Regions from separate parts of the Homo sapiens genome. Here all the other regions are linked to region 1. Evidence: chromatin contacts called from ENCODE Hi-C or POLR2A ChIA-PET data. All regions are on one chromosome and are shown on one strand. Each heading gives the region's core, a stretch centred on a gene start or an enhancer-like site at or near the end of the contact. The rest is flanking DNA. Distances are from core to core; before and after follow the strand shown. Region 1 overlaps ACSL3 (acyl-CoA synthetase long chain family member 3). Region 2 holds the start of AP1S3 (adaptor related protein complex 1 subunit sigma 3). Region 3 overlaps WDFY1 (WD repeat and FYVE domain containing 1).

The links. Hi-C counts contacts between places; a loop is a spot of excess contacts on that map. ChIA-PET counts read pairs that join two places held with the same protein, here RNA polymerase II (POLR2A). Pooled maps may share reads with other maps.
Region 2: a pooled map shows a loop between it and region 1 (2.3-fold over the local background). The contact joins the promoter of AP1S3 here to the enhancer-like site in region 1. A Hi-C loop is called at or near these places in 1 of 50 pooled maps. POLR2A ChIA-PET finds 5 or more read pairs at or near these places in 3 of 52 experiments (AG04450, PC-9 and activated CD8-positive, alpha-beta memory T cell).
Region 3: a map with no recorded cell type shows a loop between it and region 1 (4-fold over the local background). The contact joins two enhancer-like sites. A Hi-C loop is called at or near these places in 2 of 37 single-sample maps with no recorded cell type and 1 of 50 pooled maps. POLR2A ChIA-PET finds 5 or more read pairs at or near these places in 1 of 52 experiments (T-cell).

The regions. Positions count from the first base shown.
Region 1 is chr2:222,942,148-222,946,613 of GRCh38, forward strand. It overlaps ACSL3 (acyl-CoA synthetase long chain family member 3), which reads left to right. Exons shown (of 17, transcript NM_004457.5): 17 at 1-2,492. It also overlaps the pseudogene LOC100419511. Among named protein-coding and RNA genes, the nearest start is that of ACSL3-AS1, 25 kb to the left of the region's middle. RefSeq lists a silencer at 1,875-2,024. Within about 2 kb of position 1,729, at least 2 of the 41 ENCODE cell types and tissues checked have a DNase peak (open chromatin) inside an H3K27ac peak, as active enhancers do; they include PC-9, where a contact is called at or near this core.
Region 2 is chr2:223,834,419-223,839,005 of GRCh38, forward strand. It overlaps AP1S3 (adaptor related protein complex 1 subunit sigma 3), which reads right to left and starts at 3,164. Exons shown (of 5, transcript NM_001039569.2): 1 at 3,030-3,164. The coding sequence starts at 3,032. RefSeq lists enhancers at 2,571-2,660, 3,531-3,710 and silencers at 2,771-3,200, 3,231-3,360.
Region 3 is chr2:223,894,514-223,898,702 of GRCh38, forward strand. WDFY1 (WD repeat and FYVE domain containing 1) reads right to left here. Exons shown (of 12, transcript NM_020830.5): 7 at 991-1,117. Among named protein-coding and RNA genes, the nearest start is that of WDFY1, 49 kb to the right of the region's middle. RefSeq lists enhancers at 1,215-1,274, 1,285-1,434, 1,445-1,504, 2,246-2,305, 2,426-2,625. Within about 2 kb of position 2,423, at least 5 of the 41 ENCODE cell types and tissues checked have a DNase peak (open chromatin) inside an H3K27ac peak, as active enhancers do.

The DNA of each region.
Region 1 (4,466 bases), core at 479-2,978:
AGATTTGTTGCTGTGTAATTATTGTCTTGTATGCATTTGAGAGAAATAAATATACCCATACTTATGTTTTAAGAAGTTGAGATCTTGTGAATATATGCCTGTCAGTGTCTTCTTTATATATTTATTTTTTATTAGAAAAAATGAAGTTTGGTTGGTGATGCATGAAACAAAATAGCAAGAGAGGGTTATAGTTTAATAGTAAGGGAGATAACACAGCATGTGTAGCACCAGTTGATAATTGGTCTCTAGTAGCTTACTGTCAAAATGTTCAATGAAGTCTTCTGTTCATCTGTTGAAACTAGGAAAATACCCAAACTTAAATGGAAGAATTCTGAAAGAGAGGATAGAATTTAAAGAACAAGAGTATATAAAGTTATTCTTTGAATATTTCGTTGACTATATGTACATTGAGTTATCTATATTTGTAAACAAATTAGTCATGGAAAATTATTCTATCTCAAAGTCTCCTTTTAGTCTAGATAATCATTATTTCATTTTAAAATTAGTGTTTTTCCTAGTTTGCACTGATGCGTGTATGGATGTGTGTGAGTCAGTGGTAGCTTATTTAAAAAGCACCTTATCCTTTCTCCCATAACCTTTGTACACTAAAAAATGAAAGAATTTAGAATGTATTTGATGATAGCATTCTCACTAAGACACATGAGAATTTAACTTTATAACCGCGTGAGTTAAGATTTAATTCATAGGTTTTGATGTCATTGTTGAAGTTATTTGTAATTCAGAAACCTTGCTTGTGTGATACATAGTCTCTTCATTTATTACTGCTTGTCTGTTGTTATATCTGGATTATCAAAAGCAATAGTGCACCAATTAAGATGTGCTCAAATCAGGACTTAAATCATAGGCACCACATTTTTCATGTCAGACTAGTTACTTTGTTGATTCTCAGTTACTGTAGGCATCAAAAGGCAAAAATCAAAAAAAAAAAAAACAAAAACAAAAAAAAAGATGAACCTAGGTCTGTGTAAAGTAAGGGGAGTGTTAGGAGCAGCCAGGACTGTGTAGTGTGTGTTTGGTTGCATCACAAACATCGTATGTGGAGACATTGCAATACAGTGTTTTTTGTTTTCAACTTTTCTTGTATTGTATATTTGTATTATGTTTTGAATGCTTTTCTCTTTTCATAATTAAATATTAATGTTTGGGATAACTGCCAAGAAGAAGTAAAAATATTGAATGGAACTTCTATATGAGGATGCTGTGATCTAAAAATTAAATCTCAGTGGGCGGAGAGAATTTGTTTCTGATGCCTTGTCTTTAGAATAATTGTTTGCTTTCAGATGATTAAAAAAAGGAGATTGTATCTAGGAAAAAAGTGTGAATGCTTCAAAGGAGAGATACTGATAATTGTGACTTGAAATAGTGTCAGATGAATTATGTAGCTGATCACTGATGGAACCATCTAATGAGGCAGGCTTAAACTCTATTTAGTTTCGTTTGTTTTCTCATATGAAGTTTATAATTCCTTTCAGTCCTAAAATGTCAGATGCCAGGTGTCAAATGCCACAGTAGAAAGTGAAATTAAGTAGAGTCCCCTTTTAAACAAATTTGTCTGTAAGCAAAACTATCTTTAGTGACTTAAAAAATAATATCCTCTAAAATTACCCTTTCAAGAGGAAAAAACTGTTCAATGAAAAAACCACTCAATTATGACTCATATAAGAAATACTGGTTTAACCAGGAGATATTTGGGGAGCAAAATTTTAAGGAATTTCAAATTGCTAAATCTAATACAAATATCTGACAATAAGATACAGATCTAAAAGAATGGTTCTTAAGAACTATTGTTTACTGGGAATAAACTAAGCTCTATGAAGAATTCGTAAGCATTACATGTTCCAGTAAGTTTAGCAACTTAGAGCCAAGACTGGTGGCCACCTCCATTTATTTCCCCACTGCTCCTCCACTGACATCCTTCTTAGCAGAAACTTCATGAAAAAGTTTTTGCTGACACAGAACAAACCTGAAAGTAGTATCTACTTTCTAAATACTACTTTGCTTTTCAGTAGTGGATTTGATATTTATAATGTTCTCTAAAGCTTGCAACTTTTTCAGCAACGTTTAAAAATAGATTAACCTGGAATAACTTACTTGTTTGCTGCTAAAATACTCAAGATTTTGCCATTTTTAAACAACCAGTCCCTGTGATACAACTTTGAAAAAACTTTTAAAAATCTCTGATGTGTGGGCTCTTTTTTTCCCATAAGAATTATGTACATCTGTGATGTTTTACAGGGGGATCCGCTTTTAAACAGTGTACATATTGGACCACACTGAAATGTCATATATCCTTTCTCTACTTAAAATTGGTTATTTACTGTGAGTTCATTTCCGATGTGTTCTTGGTTGTTGCTGTTTTCTGCCTGAAGACGTGTATCATAAAGAGCTACATGGTATGGACTATTTATTTGTAATTTGACATAAAGTTTGAAGAATAAAGATCTATAAAAGTTGAAGTTTCTGATATTAAAGCTCTTAATATATTGGCTTTTTTTTTTTTTTTTTTTGGTTTTGGTTTTTAAGAAAAGCTGTTCCTGTAAAAGTGAAACTTTCATTGACATTCCTGAAATACTTGAAGAAGGAGTTTGGGGAATTTTCCATCCTGACCTAACAACCTAACCAAAGGAAAACTTTTTATTCTAGAAATTCTGTTAATAATCTATTTCCTAGCCTTTTTATATTCTAACTTTCCCCTAACCCTTCCCGAATTCCTCCTTTCCATTCCTCCTTTTTGGTTCTGACTGCCCAGAAGATATACTGTCAGCATTTTAAATTCCAAAATATTCATACAGCATAAAATCTTGAATAGAGGTGGTAAATTGAAATTTGGCATCAAAATTAATGGGGTAGAATCTACAATGTGGCAGAAATATCTAAACTTTGTGCCAACATTTAATCCAATAATTGTGGGAGGAAGAGTTGTATCATGCTGTGTTTCAGAAACTAACCTCCCTCACCCACCCCATCTTTGACTGCCAGTCAATATTTGTGGGTATATGTAACTTTATCATAGCATACTTTTGTCTCTGTGTGTAATCCTGTAACAAAACCAGTTAAAGCTTTCTTTACATAAACATTTGGCATCTTTGTGTGTTTTGCATTAACTTAGACAGTTGTGCCTAATTTCTCCTCATTAACTTTGCTCAGGTTATTCTTTTAAACATTGGTAACAATATTTCTACCACACCAAATATGCAAATGATTTTAGGATGAGGCTGGTCTATAGTGTCATGGAATGGTTTTTATGGCATAACGTGAAACCGGTTATATGCAGATCTATAGTCTGATTTATGTAATAACATTATCTTCAATCTGATAAAATCTGCCTCTGATTTCCTCCTAATTAGTTGGTCCACATGCAAGCATATAGTCTGCAAGGGCCTGTCCATTTCAGAATCGCCTCTGTAAACCAGATGCCTTAACATGGTGCATGCATGGCCCCCAGAGGAGGTGTTCAGTAACTGGTTTTGAGTGAATTTGAAGTGTTAACGAAATTATTATAACAGTGCATACGTATCCTCTAATGTTACATGCCTATTTCTGGTTTGGATTTTCCAAAATGCTTTTCAGCAAACCCTTCCCCATTAGTGTCTTTATTTAGTGATTTTGAATTGTGTTCCCTTTGGTGGGATTCATTCAAAAGCAACTTCCTGCATTTGGTGATTTTTTTCTTAGATTCATTCTCATTTGTTTCTGAAGAAAGGTTGTTCTGTGTGGGTTTTTTGTTCTATAAAAAAGTGACTTTTCTGCGTGGATTACTTTTATAGAAACAAGGTTTGTCTCCCATATGAATGTTTTGATGCTGAAAGTTTTTCCATGTTAGTGCACTTACAGTTTTTCTCTCTGGAATGTACCCTCTCATGTTGAGAGAGCGAAGAGCTATAGCTACAGGTTTTCCCACACCGTCTGCCTTTGTAGGTTTCTTCCCAGTGTGAGTTCTTTCGTGTTTAATCCAGGCGAGCTACAAGGGAAAAATTCTCCACATTGACCACATTTGTGGAGTTTCTCCAGTATTAATTCTTTACTGGTTACTAAACGACGCTTTTTGCTTAAGATTTCCCCTCCTTCTTTATATTCGTAGGTTTTTGGTTTTTTAACTTACATGAACTCTCACATGTTGAACAAAGGAGGAGCAGTCTTTAGAGATTTTAGATACTTTATGTTCACAGGATTTCTCACCTGTATGATTTTTCTCATGTTGATTAAGGCAGTAGTTCTCAAACTTTCTGGTTTCAGGACCTCTTTATGTTCTGAAATAAATTATTGAGAACTCCAGAATGTTTGTTTATGTGGCTTATATCTATCAGTATTTCTTTGTAAAGGGTTTGTATTTTATCATGAAACATGTAGAAGTAAATCATTCACTTTGATTTTTCTTCATGACCATAATCATATTAAGAATACAAAAGGTATAAGAGAGTGGCACAGGATGAGGGTTTATTAGG
Region 2 (4,587 bases), core at 1,914-4,413, 890 kb after region 1:
CATTTATACAAAAATCAAAAAATTACCTGGGCATGATGGCACACACCTGTGGTCCCAGCTACATGGAAGGCTGAGGTAGGAGGATGCCTTGAGTCCACTGGGTTGAGGCTGCAGTAAGCCATGTTCATGCTACTGCACTCTACTCTGGGTGATAGAACAAGCCTTGTCTCAAAATAAATAAATAAATAAATAGCTGGGCATGGTGGGACATGCCTACAGTCCCAGCTACTCAAGAAGCTGAGGTAGGAGGGTTGCTGGAGCCTAGGAGGTTGAGGCTGCTGTGAGCTGTGATCACACCACTGCACTCAGCTTGGGCGACACAGAGACCCTGTCTCAAAAATAAATAAATAAAAAGAAAAAACAATAGTAAACCTATTACACATTAAACATAAATAACATTTTTATGACCAATAACAATATTTTTCCAAAGCAAAAAAAAAATTAGTGAAAAGCATGGCACTGTTTTACAATTTTGCAAATCTCCTTAATGTCTGGGCTTATCAAAGACAGTTGGACTTTCCTATCTGCATCTGTGTTCAATCTGTTGTACTATCTCAGCTTATGTAGACACAAGAAAACTTCACTGTAGTCTTGTGAGAATGAGAATGAAATGGGAAAATTAATATCTTAGTATTATTATGAAAATAGTTTTGACCTTGCAGACCTCCAGTAAAAGTCTTGGGGACTGCTGGGGGTACCCAGGTCACACTTTCAGAACCTCTGCCTTATGAGTTAGGAGATATTATCTCCATTTTTCAAATGGGCAAACTGAGACAGAGAGGTCAAGGAATTGTCCAAGGCCATACTGCTAGAATAGCTCAGAGTAGCTAAAATGCAATGAGCATAACAGATTTAACCTCAATTGTTTGTTGCAAGGATTGAATGAGATCGTGAATATAAAGAGCAGGACATCCTGCTTGTCTTATCACAAATGCCCAATAACATTAATGTTTCCCCGCCAGGTGCGGTGGCTCATGCCTGTAATGCCAGCACTTTGGGAGGCCGATGCAGGTGGATCACGAGGTCAGGAGTTTGAGACCAGCCTGGCCAACATGGCAAAACCCCGTCTCTACTAAAAATACAAAAATTAGCTAGGCGTGGTGGCGGGCGCCTGTAATCCCAGCTACTTAGGAGGCTGAGGCAGGAGAATTGCTTGAACTCGGGAGATGGAGGTTGCAGTGAGCCAAGATCATGCCACTGCACTTCAGCCTGGGTGACAGAGCAAGATTCCGTCTCGAAGAAAAAAAAATAATAATAATGTTTCCCATTTAGCAAAAACTGGTAGAAAAGCTGGAGAAACTTCCCACATTTCTGATCAACTCATCACACATATGACACCAGCAAGAAAAAATAAAACTCCACCACAGGTATTGTCCAGAGGAGCAGCTTTTCCTTATAGACCAAACCTTGGCCCATTCCTCAGCACAAAAGCAGCCTTTGATGACTCAGAAACGCAGGGCCTTATTCCAGCCTCTGTTAGGCAAATTACACTGGTGGACTGGGCATCTGTCACCTTGTTCCTTGGGAAACTTGAGCAAGCCAAGAAACCTGCTCCATTATTTACAGCATTGTTTTTGCATCACGCTGTATTTACAAGGAACCCTCAACAGACAAAAATGATGCCGCTAGTGTGTGCAGCCAAACCTTTAACAGAAACCAGCAACTGCGGTCTTGCTGGCCAGGTGCTCAGCACTCCCCGGCTCTCTTTGTTGATCAACTTTCTTAGCCCACGTGGCCCACCCACTCCTGCCTCCGGTGGGCCCACAGGGTGCAGGTCACTTCCCTTCTGCGGATTTGGGAAGTGGTAACACACTTGGGGAAGTGGGACTAGTGACGTTCAGACCACCACACTCTTAAAAGGCTGCCCCTAAACAGCAGGCAAGAGCAAGAGGAGCCTGAGCTATCGCTTCCACCCAAGTGCAGGTCACCAGATCTCTCATCAGCAGGGCTGCGGCCGGCCTCAGCTTCCAACCTGACCCCCTATCCCCTGCCCTTACACACCCCAGTCCATTCTCCAACCACAGCCAAACTGCACACCATGCCGGGTGCAGTGGCTCACCCCTGTAATCCCTACACTTTGGGAGGCCGAGGCAGGCGGATCACCTGAGGTCAGGAGTTCGAGACCAGCCTGGCCAACATGGTGAAACCCCGTCTCTACTAAAAATACAAAAATTAGCTGGGTGTGGTGGCACACGCCTGTAATCCCCGTTACTCGGGAGGCTGAGGCAGGAGAATCGCTTGAACCCGGGAGGCAGAGCCGAGACCACACCACTGCACTTCAGCCTGGGCGACAGAGCGAGATCAGTCTCAAAAAAACAAAAGTGCACAACGGGTAAGGTCAGTTTTCTTGCTAAAACGTCCCCGAGGTTTCCCCTACTCAGTTGGAACCAAAACCAAACTCCTTATTTTGGCCTATAAAAACCCGCCTCACCTGGCAGAAGCCCACCTCTCCTGCCACAAACAAGGCCTTCTCCCCTCCGCTTTGCTCTCTCTAATCCACCTGTAGCGCCCCTCCAGGACCTCCAGCAGCTAGAATGTCATGTCCTTGAAGAGGCTTTGCCAAATCAAAAGTTGCCACTCCACCCGGTTGTATTTGAGACTTTACAGCGCTTCTTACTTTAGAAGTTCTCTTCATTTTACTTGTATATTGGACGTGTCCCTCCCTCCGCATCCCCCTCCTGGAAGGTAAGCTTCCTGGAGAACAGGGGCTCCTCCTGGTCCCCCGCGACATCCCCAGCGCCCAGCACCGAGCCCGGCACAGACTAAGCACTCGGCTAAGGCGGATCGAATGAATGAATGGAGCCGCGGCGCCGCGGCGCCGCGTTGCCGCAGGAATCCCGGGCAAGCGATCCTGGCGCGTCCGCACCGTCTGGGGCAGCGGGGCCACAGGGACGCACGGTTCGGGTGGCCAGGCGGGACTCGGCCCGCACCCCCACCCGGCCGCGCGCCCGGCCCGGACGCCCCAGGTGCCTCCCCGGAGCGCGAGCGCCCCCACCGCCTACCCGGGCCGGCGGTTCCCCCGCACTCACCATCGTGGCTGGGCCGCCGCCTCCCCCGCCTTGCGAGCAAGGAGCGCTGGAGAAGCGAGGGCGAGAGGCGAGCGCTGGAGCCGGTGCGGCTGACAGGTGAGGCGCCCGGCTTAGACCATGGCTGCTTCCCACAATGCCCTGGCACTGAAAGTGTGCAGACTCCTCCCAGCGCGGCTGCCTCCTCCCTGCACGCTCCTCCCCGCTGCCTCCTCCCCGCGCCCTCCTCCCCGCTCCCCCCGCTCCTCGCCCTCCTGCTCTCCTTCTTTCTTCCTTTCCCCTTTCTCCTCCCTTCTCCTCCTCCTCCTCCTCTTCCCTCCTTTCTGCCTCTCCTCTGTACCCCCTCCCCGCCCCCGCCTCGGCTGCAGCTGTTCCCGCCCCGAGCCGGCCGCACCTGGAGCGAATGCACCTGCGCGCGCGGGCGTCTGTACCCCGACAGCCCGCAGCTCGGCGCGGGTGGTCAGGCGAGAGCGCGTGGCCCGCTAGGAACTCCCTGCGCGGGGAACTCCCTGCGCGGAGAACACCGGGGACTTTTCGCGATTCTGCCGCGCGAGTGTGTCCTGTATTCCTTCCGCAAACGTTTATCAAACCTGGCAAAGATACTTCCGATACACTCGCAGAAAGTGCCGGGGGCTGCCTTATCCTAAGCCTCCTAGGGAGGGAGCAGTTGGAAGAGAAAGAACTAGAAGCGTTTTCTTATCCCCTTCTGCCCCCATTTCACTTTTTAAAAAGTAAGCTCTGCAGTCTAAGGGCAAAGATCATTTTAAGCAGGCCCCCATTTATTTATTTATTTATTTATTTATTTATTTATTTATTTATTTATTTAGAGACGGAGTGTCGCTCTGTCGCCCCGTCTGGAGTGCAGTGGGGCGATCTCGGCTCCCTGCAACCTCCGCCTCCTGCGTTCAGGGTGATCCACCCGCCTCGGCCTCCCAAAGTGCTGGGATTACAGGCATGAGCCACTGCGCCCGGCAGCACGACCCCCTTTTAAGAAGTCTCTCCTAAGAAGTTGTGGTGTAGAAAGTTCGTTCTCCAATCTCTCCTCCCCTTGACTTTTCTTAAATCTAGGGCGTTGAGAGTCTCTAAACCCCCAAGCTGTAAACAGAGTTTTTTCTTTTTTCTTTTAATTATATTTACCAGATAGACTAGATGTAAGCAGAGTTTTTAATGCATATTCATGTTTTTGAGAAAGGGAGTCCACTGGTTTTATCAAATAGCTAAAGAGATCCTAGACCCTGCAAAAGTTAAGAATCATTTCCTGGGCCAGGCGTGATGGTTCATGCCTGTAATCCCAACACTTTGGGAGGCCCAGGTGGGCGGATCGCTTGAGACCAGAAGTTCGAGACAAGCCTGGCCAACATGGTGAAACGCCGTCTCTACTAAAAATACAAAATTTAGCTGGGCGTGGTGGCACACGCCTGTAGTCCCAGCTACTAGGGAGGCTGAGGCAGGAGAGAATCGCTTGAACCCGGGAGACAAAGGTTGCAGTGAGCTGAGATCATCCAGCCTAGGTAACAGAGTGAGACTCAGTCTGAAAAAAAAAATGTCATTTCCTGGGTGG
Region 3 (4,189 bases), core at 1,173-3,672, 950 kb after region 1:
ATAATACAGAATGATACTTTCTATAAAATATATGACTACTTTCAAATCGGTCATTAAGAATTGTAGGCCAGAGATTTGATGAGGGCTATGGTTTTTGGGACCAATCAACATGATTTCCCTTTCAGATGCATAAGATTTACCTACTTGTTCAGAAACAAGAACGAAGGAGGTATAACTCCCCTACTGACCACAATTCATATGAACAAGGAGTCAAACACCACAAAGATCACTAGTGTGCACACACAAACACACACAGACACACACAGATGGGGTAAAGACCTCTGTCCCTCCTGCATGCCTGTCATACTACCCCTTAGGATGCCCAAGGAAACAAGCTCTTGGCCTGTTATACTTGTGTATAATATGTTTCCTCAGCTAATTTTCAGCTTGACTGTGATTATAGTAACAGCTGCAGCCTAGCCAAAAAGGAAAGAAAAGAAAGCAAGGTGAAGATGTATTTCTTTTTCTTTCAGGGCTACAGGGCAAGATCCTAAATATACAATGGTATCACTCAGGTGAATTCCACTGTCAAACTAGACAACATTTCTTAATTTAATATCTTTTAGAATAAAAAAACAAAGAACAAAAAACAAGTTAGGCTCCCAGCTCAACAACAGCTTAGTATCATGTTACATGCAACCTTCCATGGTCAAAGTCCTCACCTGCATCTCTATCCTATGCCTGCCTTAATCAGATATTTCAACAGGGTGACTCCTTGAGAGAAAAAGTGGCAAGTGCTCTTTGGACTAAGGAGGAAGAAAGCCCTGCATTTGTTTTTTTGTTTGTTTGTTTGTTTTGTTTAGTTTTTTGCTACTAAACATCAGACACTCGGGGCTGACAGAAAGCAGTTAAAAGTGAACTGAGCCCTATCAATGATAATTGCCATCTTAGAACGTGGGGTTTGCAGAAAGTGGTATCAGACTATTAATGCCTTTCACTAGCTCCCCACTAACTCGGATTCTTTCCCCACCCCCACAAGTGGTCACGCACTGATGGCCCTGAAGTAACAGCGTCCGGCCTTTCCTTCCTCCGATGTCCCACATGATGATGCTGTTGTCAGATGCTCCTGAGAAGAGTAACCGCTGAATAGGGTCCCACCAGAGGCAGGCGACACTACCTAGGGATTTGTGAGAGAGAGAGAGAGAGGGAGGCAGGGGAGAAGTAAAATATAACTCTACATCAGGACGTATACATTTGACAGCTGAAGACCAAACTAGGAGCAGCTGAGTCTTTAAGCAAAAAGGTATCTTCATGGTGTACAACGGGTCATTCAACCATGCTATCATGAGTCATACAGAAGACACAGCACCATTATCCACAGTCATAAGATTACAATTTTCAATTATGCATCAAACTACTTTGGGCCGGGCATGGTGACTCACACTTGTAATCCCAGCACTTTGGGAGGCCAAGGAGGGCGAATCACTTGAAGCCAGGAGTTCAAGACTAGGCCTGGCCAACATGGTGAAACCCTATCTCTCCAAAAAAACAAATTAGCCAGGCATGGTGGCAGGCGCCTGTAATCCCAGCTACTCGGGAGGCTAAGGTGGGAGAATTGCTTGAACCCAGGAGGTGGAAGTTGCAGTGAGCCAAGATAGCACCACTGCGCTCCAGCCTGGGTGACAGAGTGAGACTCTGTCTCAAAAAAAAAAAAAAAAAAAAAAAAAAAACTGCTTGTAATACAAAGATTTTTAAAGAAGTTTTTCGTTCTTCTGTGACAAAAATTACAAAGTAGCTTACATACAAAATGTTCAGAATGAAGAAAAAAATTGCTACTAATATTTAGTGACAAAAACCAGTAAAGTTTACTGTGTCCAACCTACACAAGATAAAAAATCTAGATTATTCTGGGTCTCTGGGACATGGCAGGTGTTTTACCCCAAGATGTCTATGTTTAAGCAAATTACATTAAGTACCACAGAAAAAAGTCTGTTGTACACTACATAATTATGCCAAGTAATTTATGTGAAAAATCTGAACTTCACATTTCATACTTTATATTGGCTAACTTATCAAATTTGAAACCCTTGGGGAAATCTTTCTTTCTACAGGTATATCTTTCAGTAGGTCCTTTCCTTGTTCATCGACTGCTGTTTGTCTAGAAGAAACATTAATCAACTTAGTAAAACTGAACCAGCCACACAAGCTAATAATAATTTTGGTAGGTATATAGAAAATTAATGATGCCATATTCAAAAGCAAACAGAAACTACTTTATCACATACACTTTCCAAAAACAGAACAAAAGTAGAAACAAATATTCTGCAAAGGCTTCAGGGGTTACTTTCACATGACTTTCGACCCTGTGTAATCTATGTGCCATCCATTTCAGTTAGAGGCTTAAGAGCAGATAAATACGGTCTTTCAGCATGAAAACCAGTACCCATTCTGGTAGTTACTAGAACCCATTCTGCCTTTAGCAACCCTGAAAAAACTGGCGAGCCTGGGGGTCATGAGAGAATTAGTCATAAACAGAAAGTGGTTTCTTCACGGGCCTCTGCTTTCCTGCCCAAAGCTATTTTAACTTGCTGTTCTCTTTTCTTCTTTTCCCCTACAGGGTCCTTGATTTGATATACTCCATTTCACCTAAATAGATTACATAGAAAGCATAGTGTACATTTATTATAACTTGTTACAACTGAAACGCTTACTATGGTCATAAATAAGTCCATCATTGATTCTTTCAGCAACTCCCCAGTTCTCCATAAACCAGATGGCCTCAAAGCTTGTACTTTGTGACATATATCAGAATGTGATCTTGTGATCTGTATGAAAACTGCAATCCATTACAGCTTAGCATCTGACATAGTTTAGACATGTGTCCCCTCTAAATTTCGCATATATATATATATATATATATATATATATATATATATATTTTTTAAGACGGAGTCTCTCTCTGTCACCCAGGTTGGAGTGCAATGGCATGATCTTGGCTCACTGCAACCTCTGCCTCCCGGGTTCAAGAGATTCTCCTGCCTCAGCCTCCCTGAGTAGCTGGGACTACAGGCACCTGCCAACGTCCAGCTAATGTTTTTTGTATTTTTAGTAGAGATGGGGTTTCGCCATGTTGCCAGGCTGGTCTCAAACTCCTGACCTCAAGTGATCTGCCCAACTCAGCCTCCCAAAGTGCTGGGATTACAGGTGTAAGCCAACGGGCCCAGCCTCTAAATTTCATGTTAAACTGTAATCCCCAATGTTGCAGGTGGGGCTTGGTAGTTGGCTCATGGGGGTGGATTTCTCACGAATGGTTTAGTGCCATCCCCTTGGTGCTCTCCTTGAGTCAGTAAATGAGCTCCCTTGAGATATGGTTGTTTAAAAGTGTGTGGCACCCCCACACCCCCACTCCTGCTTTTGTCATGTGATGTGCCTGTTCACACCTCACCTTCTGCTATGACTGTAAGCTTCCTAAGGCCCTCACCAGAAGCATGCCGGCACCATGCTTCCTGTACAGCCTGTAGATCCACGAACCAATTAAACCTCTTTTCTTTATAAATTACCCAGTCTTAGATATTTCTTTACTGCAATGCAAGAATGGCCCAATACAGCATCTAATGAAACCTCTTTATTACACATGTGTATGTGGCGAGTCACTCAATACAATCAATGGACTTTAAAAACCCCTCCACAGAGCTTCACCAACCCACTGCACTACAGAAATGAAATTCCACCCAGTAATTCTTTTCCCTCAGTCCCTACACAGGGTATGTTTCCCAAGCAGAGGCTGAACCAGCCCACACATTTCTTCTAATTGTATTTATCAGGTCTTGCTCAGGGGCTTAGAAACTGACAAATTTTTTTAAAGTAATAACAACAATTCTTCCAAAAGGTTTTTACCAGTTAGAAGTAATTTTAAAGGTCTTCCCAGCACAATAACTTATTTTATTTTTATTTCTATTTTTTTGAGACAGAGTCTCACTCTGTCACCCAGGCAGGAGTGTAGTGCTGTAATCTCGGCTCACTGCAACCTCTGCCCCCCAGGTTCAAGTGATTCTCCTGCCTCAGCCTTCCGAGTAGCTAGGGGTGGAATTACAGGTATGCGCCACCATGCCTGGCTAATTTTTGTATTCTTAGTAGAGAGGCAGTTTTGCTGTGTTGGCCAGGCTGGTCTCGAACTCCTGGCCTCAAGTGGTACACCTAATTCGGCCCCCAAAGTGCTGGGATTACAGGTGTGAACCAATGTGCCAGC